Regions from separate parts of the Homo sapiens genome. Here region 1 is linked to region 2. The links are chromatin contacts, found by Hi-C or POLR2A ChIA-PET in ENCODE. All regions are on one chromosome and are shown on one strand. The core of a region is the stretch at or near the end of the contact, and the rest is flanking DNA. Distances in the headings are between cores, read along the strand shown.

Region 1 (5,893 bases), core at 2,386-4,885, 460 kb after region 2:
CATAAAAATGACATTAAAGTGCTCCTTGGGGATGTTTTGCAAACACTTTCAATCACCAATCACTGACTCTGAAAAAAAAAAAAAAGGAAAGGCATTTTATTTTCCTTCAAAGGAGGAAACAACCCTCTAATAATGTCTAAAGGGGAAAAGGGCTCTATAAAAATGGGCGCCGTGAAAAACCATGGAAAAGATAAAAGAAGTCAGGGTTGAAGGACATTCTTCACTGGGTCTCTTCCTCTCATCAGGCACCTTCTTAACATCCAGGTGCACAAGCCCCCTGCAGTCTAGCAAGTACACCTTCCCTTTCAGGTCTGCACAGCTGCACAGTCAGGCAAGCAGCTACTAGAGGGCAGCAAAGGATCAGAAATGGGAGTGCAGGGCTCAGGCAGGCTGGCTGGGAACTGACCAGACGACCAAATTGAGGCCAGATACTTGAAGACAACCTCGGTCCAGTTTCCCATCAAAAGACAGGAAGGATCATGGGATCCCTCTAAGTTCTTAGATGAGTATAACAAAGCTTGTGTTGACAGTAATCCAAAAATTTAGCACAGTATCTGGTGACAGTAACAGAGGCCGAGTTGTCAAGAAACGAGGGGCACATGGGAAAGCCAAGGGGGAGCCGAAGTCCAGGAAAAGCAGGCGGAAGGTCAGGGGAACCTGGGTTCTGGTCAGAATTCTGGGAACCAATCAAGTCAATCATTGTCATTGTCATCATGATCATCATCAACATGGCTAGCACTCACTTACTTCTCTGTGTGCTAGCCATGGCTTAAGTCTATATATACATTTCAAAAGGCATATGCAGGAGAAACATTTTTACCTAGCTTTACTGAGGTGTATTTGGCATAAAATAAAAATTGTATATATTCAAGGTATACAACATGATGATTTAATATATATATACACTGTTAAATGACCACAATCAATTAACATATTCATCACCACTCAGCATTGATGTGGGTGTGACGGGGGTCATGAGGGTACTTAAGATCTACTCTCTTACCAAATTTCAAGTAAACAATACAGTATTATTAACTATAGTCACCATGCTGTACATTAGATCTCCAGAACTTATTCTTTTTGTAATTGAAAGTTCGTACCCTTTGATCAACATCTCCCCATTTCCCCCACTCCCAGACCTCTGGCAGCCACCATTTTACTCTTTTATGAATTGGACATTTTAATGTATTGTAATTTTAAAATTATTTATTTTTATTTATTTATTTATTTATTTTTGAGACAGGGCCTCGCTTTCTTGCCCAGGCTAGAGTGCAGGGATGTGATCATGGCTTGCTGTAGCTTCAGCCTCCAGGGCTCAGACAATTCTCCTGCCTCAGCCTCCTGAGTAGCTGGGACCACAGGCAAATGCCATCACACATGGCTAATTTCTTCTATTTTCTGTAGAGAAGGGCTGTCCCTACATTGCCCAGGCTGGTCTTGAACTCCTGGGCTCAAGCAATCCTCCTGCCTTGGTCTCCTGAAGTGCTAGGATTACAGGCGTGAACCACCACATCCAGCCAAATTTGACTTTTTTAGATTCCACATATAAGTGAGATCATATAATATTGGTCTTTCTGTGTCTGGCTTATTTCACTTAACATAATATCCTCCAGGCTCATCTATATTGTAGTAAATGGCAGGATTTCCTTCTTTTCATTGCTCAATAATATTACACACACACACACACACACACACACCACATACACCATATTTTCTTTATTTACTCATTTCTTGATGGACACTTAGGTTGTTTCCACATATTGGCTACTGTGCAATTAACACGGAGGGTACAGGTGTCTTTTCAAGATGCCGATTTCATTTCTTTTGGATATATACCCGCAAGTGGGATTACTGGATTGTTTAGTACTATTTTTAATTTTTTAGACCAAGCACGATGGCTCATGTCTATAACCCCAAGAATCTGGGACGTCAAGTCAGGAGAACCAGCTGAGCTCAGGAGTTTATGACCAGCCTAAGCAACATAGCGAGACCTTGTCTCTAATAAAAATTAAAAAAAAATTTTTTCAAAAAATTTTTTTTAATTTTTATTAGAGACAAGTTCTCGCTATGTTGCTTAGAAAAATTAACCAGGCATTGTGGTGTGTGCCTGTAGTCCCAGGTATCCGGGAGGCTAAGGCAGGAGGATTGCTTGAGCTCAGGAGTTTGAAGCTGCAGTGAGCTATGATCCTGCCACTGCAGTCCAGCCTGGGCAATAGAGCAAGACCCAGTGTCAAAAACAAAACAACAAAACAAAAAAACCTCCATACTGTTTTCCATAATGGTTGCACTAATTTACATTTCCAACAACAGTGTAAATAGGTTCCCTTTTCTCCATGCTAGCCAGCTATGCTATTTGCTCAACCCAAGAAATACAAGAATTAGTCAAGGGTAATTTTCATTTTATGAGATTTTTGTTTCATGCTTTAACTTCAGAACTAACCTCCACCACTCAACTCCAGTGCAACCACTACTAAATTCAATGACTTCTAAACCAAACCTTATTTGTCACTTCTCATAGTCAAGGTTTTTCTTTAAGGAATGTGCCTTCAGTCATTTGTATCTGTGGTCCTGGTGGAAGGCAAAAGCACAAACTATTAGAAACATTGGGTTTGTTCAAGTGCTGTGATTTGTGCTTAGGCTGAATAAGAAAAACTATCAAATGAATACACTAGAGGTTTCTTCCATAAAGCAAAGGGAAAAGTCTAAATATTTCATTAAAAATACAACAGGGAGGAATTTACTTTCAAGTTTTTACAAGGAATTAAAAAATACATATACTTTTCCAAAGTTAGATCCATCAACTTTTACCTTTCTTGTTATATAGATCTCTGAATGGTTCTTAATGGTTGCCTACGTTATCAAGCCTGGAATTCGACAATGCTCCCACCATGCCCTTGTCCACTCATTCTTCCGAAAGTTTGGTTCTAAGTCCCAGTGGTGAATGAAAGTGTCCTCTTTACAAGCATCTTTTATTCTAAAGCTACCTTTCTTTTGCCTTTATATCTAATACTTTATTTTTAGAAATGACATTAAAATTAGTCCCTAGGAAGAGAGTCCTTCCATAGATTCTCTCTCTTAACTTGTTTGCGTAGGGAAATGCAGGCGCTTAATTGATCAAAAGGGACTCACAGAAGGATGAACTATTTTGCAGAAGCATGCTAATGGAAATGCACCAACCGCTAAGACCCACTGCTCACAGGAAGCATCATAAAACTGGTGAGCTGATGGAAGTGCAAAGCTGTAAAGTAACAGCCAAATTTATCTTTTTTTAAAAAATAAAAGGTATCTTCCAAGTAGAAAATTAGAGAACCATTTGATATAATTCACTGCATTTGACAGCTTTGGAGTAGATTTATACCCTGCTTTTTTCCTCCCACCTTCAGTTTTCCATTATCAATCTCTCAGCAGGGTTTGGATTTCAGCATTGGCACCAATAGACAGAACTGGAAACAAGTGCATTCTGCAAATCACTGCATGCTCCCATGTCATAATCTCAATTCTCATTCCTCAGATACAGATTCTAGGTTGCAGCTGCAGATTAAAGTCAATTCTCTAAAATTACAACTGTAATTTCTCACTTATTTCAGGAGTTCCAATTGTGTAACCCTGTAGGAAGTTTCACTCATATGAGGAAGTTCAAATGAAACAGAAATTTGAGTGGAGAATTAAGCTGTCCCTTCCTTTTTTGGCACTGCGTCTACATGGCATCTTACAACTCTTTGATTGCTGTGATGACAGGCAGGGCCAAACTAGTCAGGAGACAAAAGACAAGGCCATCTATCACCATTATTTGGAAATTTCATCTAGCAAAGGATTTATGATCTGTTCATTTTGGAGGAGATTTAAAAAAAAACAAAGATTGAATAAAGTATGTCTGGTGATACATGAAAATGAGATGATGAGATGGATTTTACAGAAGACCTGGGGCTGACTGCATTTGGTCAGAAGTGCCACATTGTCATGGCAGAGAGGAGGGGATTTGTCTAGGACCACTGAGCACCACAGCTGAGAGTTCTTTGAAAAACAACCAGTACCCAGAGTATCCCAGAGGCAGTCAGGACAGCACAGTGATAAGAGTGTGGGCTCTGGGACCAGACTGCCTGGGTTTGAATCTAGGAAATGAGCTACGACAAGTTACTAAATATTCCTGTGCCTCAGTTTCTCTAGCTACTCATAGGATTATTACAGAATTATTTCGTAAGTCATGACTTGTGCTGAGGAGTCCTGACCTAGAACAGTACCTAACATATAACAAATGCTGGAAACCACTGTAACCTAACTTCATAGGGTGTTGAGAATGTTACAGGAGTTATGAATAAAGTGTTTAGGATAGTGCTTGATACATAAAAAGTGCTAGGGTGTTAGTCATTATTACTATGAATGTTGTTATAATAGTAACCAATAATTAGTAGTACCAGAGTTCCTTAACATAGTATGTCCCAAGAGAGCCAGGTCATGAGCTTATGAATGACAGGGTGATGTCTAAACTCAGGTTATCAAACTGGCAGCTCCAGGGCCACACGTGACCTGTAAGTACGCTCGTTTTGCCTGAGCTATGTTTAGAAATGTTTTAAATTATTTGCACACTTCAGAAATGTCTATAGTTTATTTAAAGTTATGGGTTTGTGGATTCTCTTTAAAAATCAAGAGCTCATTTCACATTGGGCCTGCATTCCCGCATGCAACTCTCAGTTGGGGCTGGACAATGGTGGCCTCTTTGGATATTTGGGGCATACATTCTCCAGGTCACCCCAGTCCCCACTAGGGTTCCTTCATTCACTGTTATCTGCCTGGCCCTTGTAGGCACCTGAGTTTGCTGTCCTTCTCCCTTGAATCTATTTTAGGCCTTCCGGGGTGATATGCTCTCAGACAGAATTTTTTTAAACACATTCTGGGCCCATCTGAGAATATGATTTTACTGGAGCTCTCCCCGGTAAAATGTACACAAATTTATATGCTCACATGACAACTGCAAGTGGACCACGGACTCCCTAAAGCCCATTCATGAAAAAATTTCCTGTTTTATGGGTCTATTCATGGACAAGAAAATTCCATTAATCCTCATTCTTCATTAGATCACTATTGTATCAAGGCGAATCCCATGATTTTAAAAATAGAAATTATACAGATACATAAAATGAAGGACTATGCTCAGGAAGAGTAAATCCTTTGAACTGATGATAAATTTAGTGGTTGATTTGATTGCACTCAAATTTGGCATCTTTATAACAAAACACCACACCAACTTGCTATCTAATTTCACCTCCTAAACACTTCTCAATTCTGCTACCTCTTCTCCAGATTTCTTAGCACTCTCAGGGCCACTGCCAGCCCAGACGGTACTATTATGAGCATCAGAAACAGCATCTCTTCCTCAAGACATTTTACTGCCATCTGCTGGGGAAAATGTGTCATACTAACTACATAGATTCATCACATCTAAGATGAGAATGCCACATACTAGACAGGGGTCCTTGAGGAGTGCACACCTGCAGAACAGTTTCCAGCATGATTTGAGTTGTGAGCATCCCTGACATGGGCTAAGCATTTCTACTTGAGGCCATTATCCAGAGGAGGCAGCAGAGAGTGGCCATTATGAGCTTTGTAGTTTTGAGTTTTTAAAAAACTTTTTTATTTTGAATTACTTTTAGACTTAATGAAAAGCTGCAAAAAAATGTGGAAACAGAGAGTTTCCACATATCCTTTACCTCTTCCCCAAGGAGATTTCATCCTATAATAATAAAAACAAGGGTTTGAATCATGATTCTGATAGGATCTTGGCAGATGGGCACAGTGCCAGCTCACAGTAAATGCTCAGTACGTATTATTATATGTTGTTATCATCTGCTAGCATCACTTTCCTTAACTATAAATGAAGATAATAAAAATATCT
Region 2 (5,323 bases), core at 2,799-5,298:
CCCACTGACTAAGCTCTAGTTTAAGAAAAATTACTTCTCTGTTAATATGTTTACTGGCCAGGTGTGGTGGCTCACATCCATAATCCCAGCACTTTGGGAGGCCAAAGTGGGCCAATTACGTGAAGCCAGGAGTTCAAGACCAGCTTGGCCAACATGGTGAAACCCCATTCTCTACTTTAAAAAAAAAAAGTGTTTATTAAATATCTTGACAATCCCATTCATCTTACTTCACAAATATTTATAGAACATCTGTTGTGTGCAGAGCATTGTGTTAGACCACAGGGGGAGAGACAGTGATGATAATAGTCTTGTCCTTGAAGGTTCAACCTGGTGATCAGAAAGATAACACAAACACAAAATGTGTAGTGCAATGGTAACTATGCCCACTGAGTGGTTGGTCTGAGAAGGCTTCCTCTCGTTAGAGAGTTCCAAGCCAAGTCTTGGAAAAAGTGGGTCATTGCAGTGGATTGGTTGAAAGAAGCGGAGAGAATATTCCTGGTGGAGGCAATAATTTGTTCAAAGGAACAGAGTAAAGAATTGCCACGTATATAGTAAAAGCAAGAGAAATCAGTTGGTTGGAAAAGAAAGGACAAGGTTGGAGAATAAGATAAGGTGAGACTACAGAAGAATGAGGACTGTGGTGAGCAGGGGATGGAATGCAGCTTTGGATTCTGACTAGGCTGAGGAACTAGGTTTGACAAGCTGGGCTCTAGTGAAAGTCTGCAGCTTGTCTAGGATATAGGTGGAAACTGAAAGGTTCTAGAGTCTCTTAGGTGGTCTCACAACTTAAGAGGAGGCCAGTTCTTCCAGGTCACTATCCCAGGAACTTGTCTGGATGTGCAGAACTATAAAAATCATTTAAGCAACACTGCTAGACAGAATGCCCAACAGGTAACAAAGATACAGAGTACCCAGAGAGATCTGATCAGAAACAAGAATATTATGGAAGAGACAAGGCTTGAAATGCATCTAGCAATGTATTTTATATTTTACTTGGTGGTGGGGCTGCTGACAATTGTTGCCTTTCTGAGTGTTCCAAAGAGTTCAAGGACTTCAATGTAACCCATCCATAGAATGTGCCCACCCAGGCATGTGTCAGGGTATGGAGATCCATGGCTGTGGGCATTTGTTTGAGAACTGTGGTTTCACAAGGGCTCATCAATGTGTCCCTGCCTGTTCCAAAGCAAATCAGTCCCTTCCACGGCCATTGAACTTTTGGCCTTTCTGCTGAGCCTGCCAGCAAAGATGTTAATTAGTGCCAACTATAACAGTAGATTTCCCCCTCGTGTTTGGTGATATGCACACCTGTTCTCTAGAAGCTGGAATGAAACTAACTCAGTTCATTTGGGCCACTGAACACCTGTCAGATGGTAATGACAGTCAGTCCCCAGCAGCCTCGGCCAGATGTGATTGGCTGACCTAGATTACCCTCCTGAATCTCTTTTAAATGAATCCTCCACTGTGCTCTAAACCTAGGCCTCCCTGAGTGTTGGTCCCTCTGTGTGTAGCTCAGTGCTTTTAGGACTGAGCTGTCCAAATCCCTGCCTGTTTTGCCTTTGTCATATTAATTTTCTAAATCTATGTAAGGGAAGATAGCTTCTAGGAGGGATGCAGTTTTATTGTACGGCTTTGATAATTGGCTGAGAAAAGGACATCTCAAAATCTGTGTTAAACAGTGGCCTTTTCCCAGAGTAATTCAGGGCTCTGTTTTTATTGGAGGAGTGAACAATGGAAGATGCTGTTACCTTTATTTTCTTTTCTGTATTTGGGCTTCAGAGTGATGAGTCACAAAAGACTTTATCCTAACCCTTTGATATTATTATTATTATTATTATTATTATTTTTAAAAAGCCAAAATTTCAGCAACTTTTATTGACTACCTTTTAAAAGCCCTATGCTGCTGTTTTACAAGGCATAATAGACCAGCTCATCTGGTCAAAGCATTCTACATCATTAGTTTGAACTAACTTTTACTGAAACAGCTACAGCATCAAAAGAGTTAAGGCAAATTGGAATTCATAGAAAAGGATAAGACACTTCACACTGCATTGAAAGAAAGACAGGCCGGGCGCGGTGGCTCACGCCTGTAATCCCAGCACTTTGGGAGGACGAGGCAGGCGGATCACGAGGTCAGCAGATCGAGACCATCCTGGCTAACACGGTGAAACCCCGTCTCTACTAAAAATACAAGAAATTAGCCGGGCATAGTGGCGGGCGCCTGTAGTCCCAGCTACTTGGGAGGCTGAGGCAGGAGAATGGCGTGAACCCGGGAGGCGGAGCTTGCAGTGAGCCGAGATCGCACCACTGCACTCCAGCCTGGGCGACAGAGCGAGACTCCGTCTCGGAAAAAAAAAAAGGCCGGAAAGCTAAGAAGAGAGACACTGACGGCAACACTGAATTACAGCAACACTCGCACTGCAAGCACAGAACACCATGGGTGAAGTCGGACTAGTTAAACTTCAGAAAGCCCATTTCATACAGCTGGAAAAAAAAAACACAGATTAAACACAAAATGAACAAAACCACAAAAATCCGGTCATGCACTTGGATAAGTCTTCACGGTCTTTGTGCATACCCAGAAAATTGAAGTTTTCTTTTCTTTTTTCTTTTTCTTTTTTTTTTTTGCATCATAACATTTGATAAAAATCTGTTTGTTTGTTTGTTTTACTAAAATAAACCTGTTCGGGGGAACAGCTACTAGATGAATTTAAGGTTTTTATGCACCTTATAGAACTTATAGCAAAAATAGTTTTAGTTGATTTCGTTATAAATAACGTTTTCAAGAACTTGTGCAAAATTGTCAATAATTTCCTAAAGCACAATTGATCAGAAAAATCCATGATTGTTCAGCCTTCACACCCTTCTTCATGTAAGAACACCTTTCTGTACATCTCACAGTTACTTATTAGGTTGAAAGGTATATGGAGAATGGTCATTAGACGTCTCGACAGCCACCTGCTGTTGACCACTTGCCTCCTCAACAGGAGCCGCTGTCGTCTGCATATGTTCATACTGTGGCAAGTAGGCTCCTTGCATAGCTGACGTTGCAGGCATGTATGTTCCGGTGCTGCCTAGTGACAGATGACTCATCTGCTGGGCCAGAGGGCTGATCATTGATGCGGGCTGTAGTGACATGGTGTGCTCCATTGAGGGAGTTAACACGGCACCGGGGTGCTGTAGAATATATGGTTGAGGTTGCGTCCAAGAAGGACTTTGCACCTGGTAGGCAGATACAGGAGATACAATATAGGGTGTAATAGAAGTTTGAGTGATCATTCGGTTTGTAGCAATACTGTATGGTGAAGGATAAAATCCGTTTTGTATAGCAGCTGTAGTTGGGTCGTAAGTAAGTGTCATTCCAGTAAGTCTCACCTCTCCTTCTCTATGCCATGGTCTTCCATTAGGGATGTATTTGTTTGGGTTCTGTCTCTTTTTCTGTCCTCCATCAGAAAACTTACACAATAAAGGTTCTGTGGGGGCAGAAACTCCTGGTGGTGTCTTAATAAATTTTCCATTAAAATGACCAGTAACAGCTTCACATTTTTCTGTTGATTCCGTCCTAGCAAAGCCAACACCACGACTTGTACCACTGGCATCACGTAGTATCCTTGTAGAAATAACTTGTCCAAATGGTTTGAGCATATTTTCTAGTTCTTGCTTATCCATGGAGAGTGGCAAATTAGAAATGTAGAGGTTGGTAGGATCTTGTTCCTGTTGCTTTGCCATTTGAGCTTGAACCCCACTGGCCTTCAGGGCAGACACAGCTTTTTGAGCTGCTGCAGGGCTGTCAAAGTCGACAAAACCATAACCTTTGCATTTGTTCGTTGTCTTATGCAAAATTGCGTTTGTGGAGACTATTTTCCCATATGGTTGACAGAGCTTCACCAGGTCCTGGTCGGTGGTGTGGGGAGGCAGTCCTCGGATATAGAGGTTCGTTTTGCTGAGCTGATCCCATCCTGAGTTGCTGCTGCTGCTACTGTTGTTATTACTGCTGGTGGTGCTGGGACTGGGAGGGGCCATGGGGTGGGCTGGGACCAGAGACTGCTGCTTGCGATAGGGCGTCCGGCAGTTGCTGCTGCCCCCGGGGTTGCCGCTGCTGCTGGGGAAGATCATCGCTGCGGGCCGCGGCGGCGGGCGCGGGCGCGGGGCAGCCTGGGCGCGGGGCAGCCTCGCCGCGAGGGGGAGGACGCAAGGAGGGGGCCGGCCGGGCCCCGGGCCGAGGCAGCTTTGGGAACTCCCTCTCGCCGCGCGGCGGCGGCCGGCGGGGGCTGCAGCTCCGCGCTGACTTCCCCTCCGCACTCGTCTAAAAGTGCGGCGCGGCGCGGGGCGAGACTCGAGCAGCTCGGGCAGCCGCCGCTCTGCGTGCCATGGACGGGAGTTCGCGCGCGGAGCTGGCGGCGTCGCCGACTCTCCCGGCGGCAGCGGAGGAGCAGCGCCGCCGCGTCCTCCGATATTATTAAGTTATGTTTTTAAATAGTATGAAATAGCATGGAACAATGTATATAAAGTGAGATTAAGTGGAAAAGACCAAATTAAAGTAGCGTATAGTATATAATTATAACTTTGTATAACTACAAATTCATGCATTAAAAAAATATTAAAAGTAAAATATACCGAAATATCAACAACGTTTTGTTTGGTTGGAGAACCTATAGCTTATTTTTCAATGGCTTATTTTTTTACTTCTTTATGTTCTTTAGATTGTATTTAAAGAAGTATGTTCTAGTCTAGCAATAACATAAAATTTATTAGACAAAAATAACTTGGCGTCAGACCTTACTGTCTCAAACCAATTAATTGGAAAAAGTTCCAAAAGACAGTCTCAAGTTACTAAATGAAATCCTTATCAGTTCAATCATTCTCTGTAATTAATTTTATCAGTAAAGAAGCTTGATAATCTGTCATTTTTATGGTTTTAAAATAGTTTTTAAAATGAAAGTTGGAAAATCATTATTCAGCAGCCTGGTGCCCAAAGTGTGAATAACATCTTTTGTCTAAAGCAAAGTGAAATGGTTCTCATGTCTTCAGCAGGGAGGAGGGAGGATGAGGATGAGGATGTGGATGTGGGAAGACCACCAGAAATCTGGGTTCAGGCCGGGTGAGGTGGCTCACACCTATAATCCTAGCACTTTGGGAGGCTGAGATAGGCAGATCACTTGAGGTCAGGAGTTTGAGACCAGCCTGGCCAACATGCTGAAACCCCATCTCCACTAAAAATACCAAAAAAAAAAAAAAAAAAAAAAATTAACCAGGCATAGTGGCTTGTGCTTGTAGTCCCAGCTAGTCTGGAGGCTGAGGCAGGAAAATTGCTTGAACCCAGGAG

What was found. Hi-C counts contacts between places; a loop is a spot of excess contacts on that map. ChIA-PET counts read pairs that join two places held with the same protein, here RNA polymerase II (POLR2A). Pooled maps may share reads with other maps.
Region 1: a loop to region 2 is called in a map of OCI-LY7, with 5 times the contacts of the local background. The contact joins two enhancer-like sites. A Hi-C loop is called at or near these places in 1 of 168 maps with a recorded cell type or tissue (OCI-LY7), 4 of 37 single-sample maps with no recorded cell type and 4 of 50 pooled maps. POLR2A ChIA-PET finds 5 or more read pairs at or near these places in 2 of 52 experiments (OCI-LY7 and activated CD4-positive, alpha-beta T cell).

Annotation. Positions count from the first base shown.
Region 1 is chr12:66,688,701-66,694,593 of GRCh38, forward strand. It overlaps a transcript of GRIP1 not described here. Among named protein-coding and RNA genes, the nearest start is that of GRIP1, 13 kb to the left of the region's middle. RefSeq lists silencers at 392-441, 5,209-5,503. Within about 2 kb of position 3,636, at least 2 of the 41 ENCODE cell types and tissues checked have a DNase peak (open chromatin) inside an H3K27ac peak, as active enhancers do; they include OCI-LY7, where a contact is called at or near this core.
Region 2 is chr12:66,231,175-66,236,497 of GRCh38, forward strand. The region is part of intron 8 of IRAK3 (interleukin 1 receptor associated kinase 3); the gene reads left to right. It also overlaps the pseudogene RBMS1P1. Among named protein-coding and RNA genes, the nearest start is that of MIR6502, 17 kb to the right of the region's middle. RefSeq lists an enhancer at 3,898-3,977 and a silencer at 4,038-4,317. Within about 2 kb of position 4,049, at least 14 of the 41 ENCODE cell types and tissues checked have a DNase peak (open chromatin) inside an H3K27ac peak, as active enhancers do; they include OCI-LY7, where a contact is called at or near this core.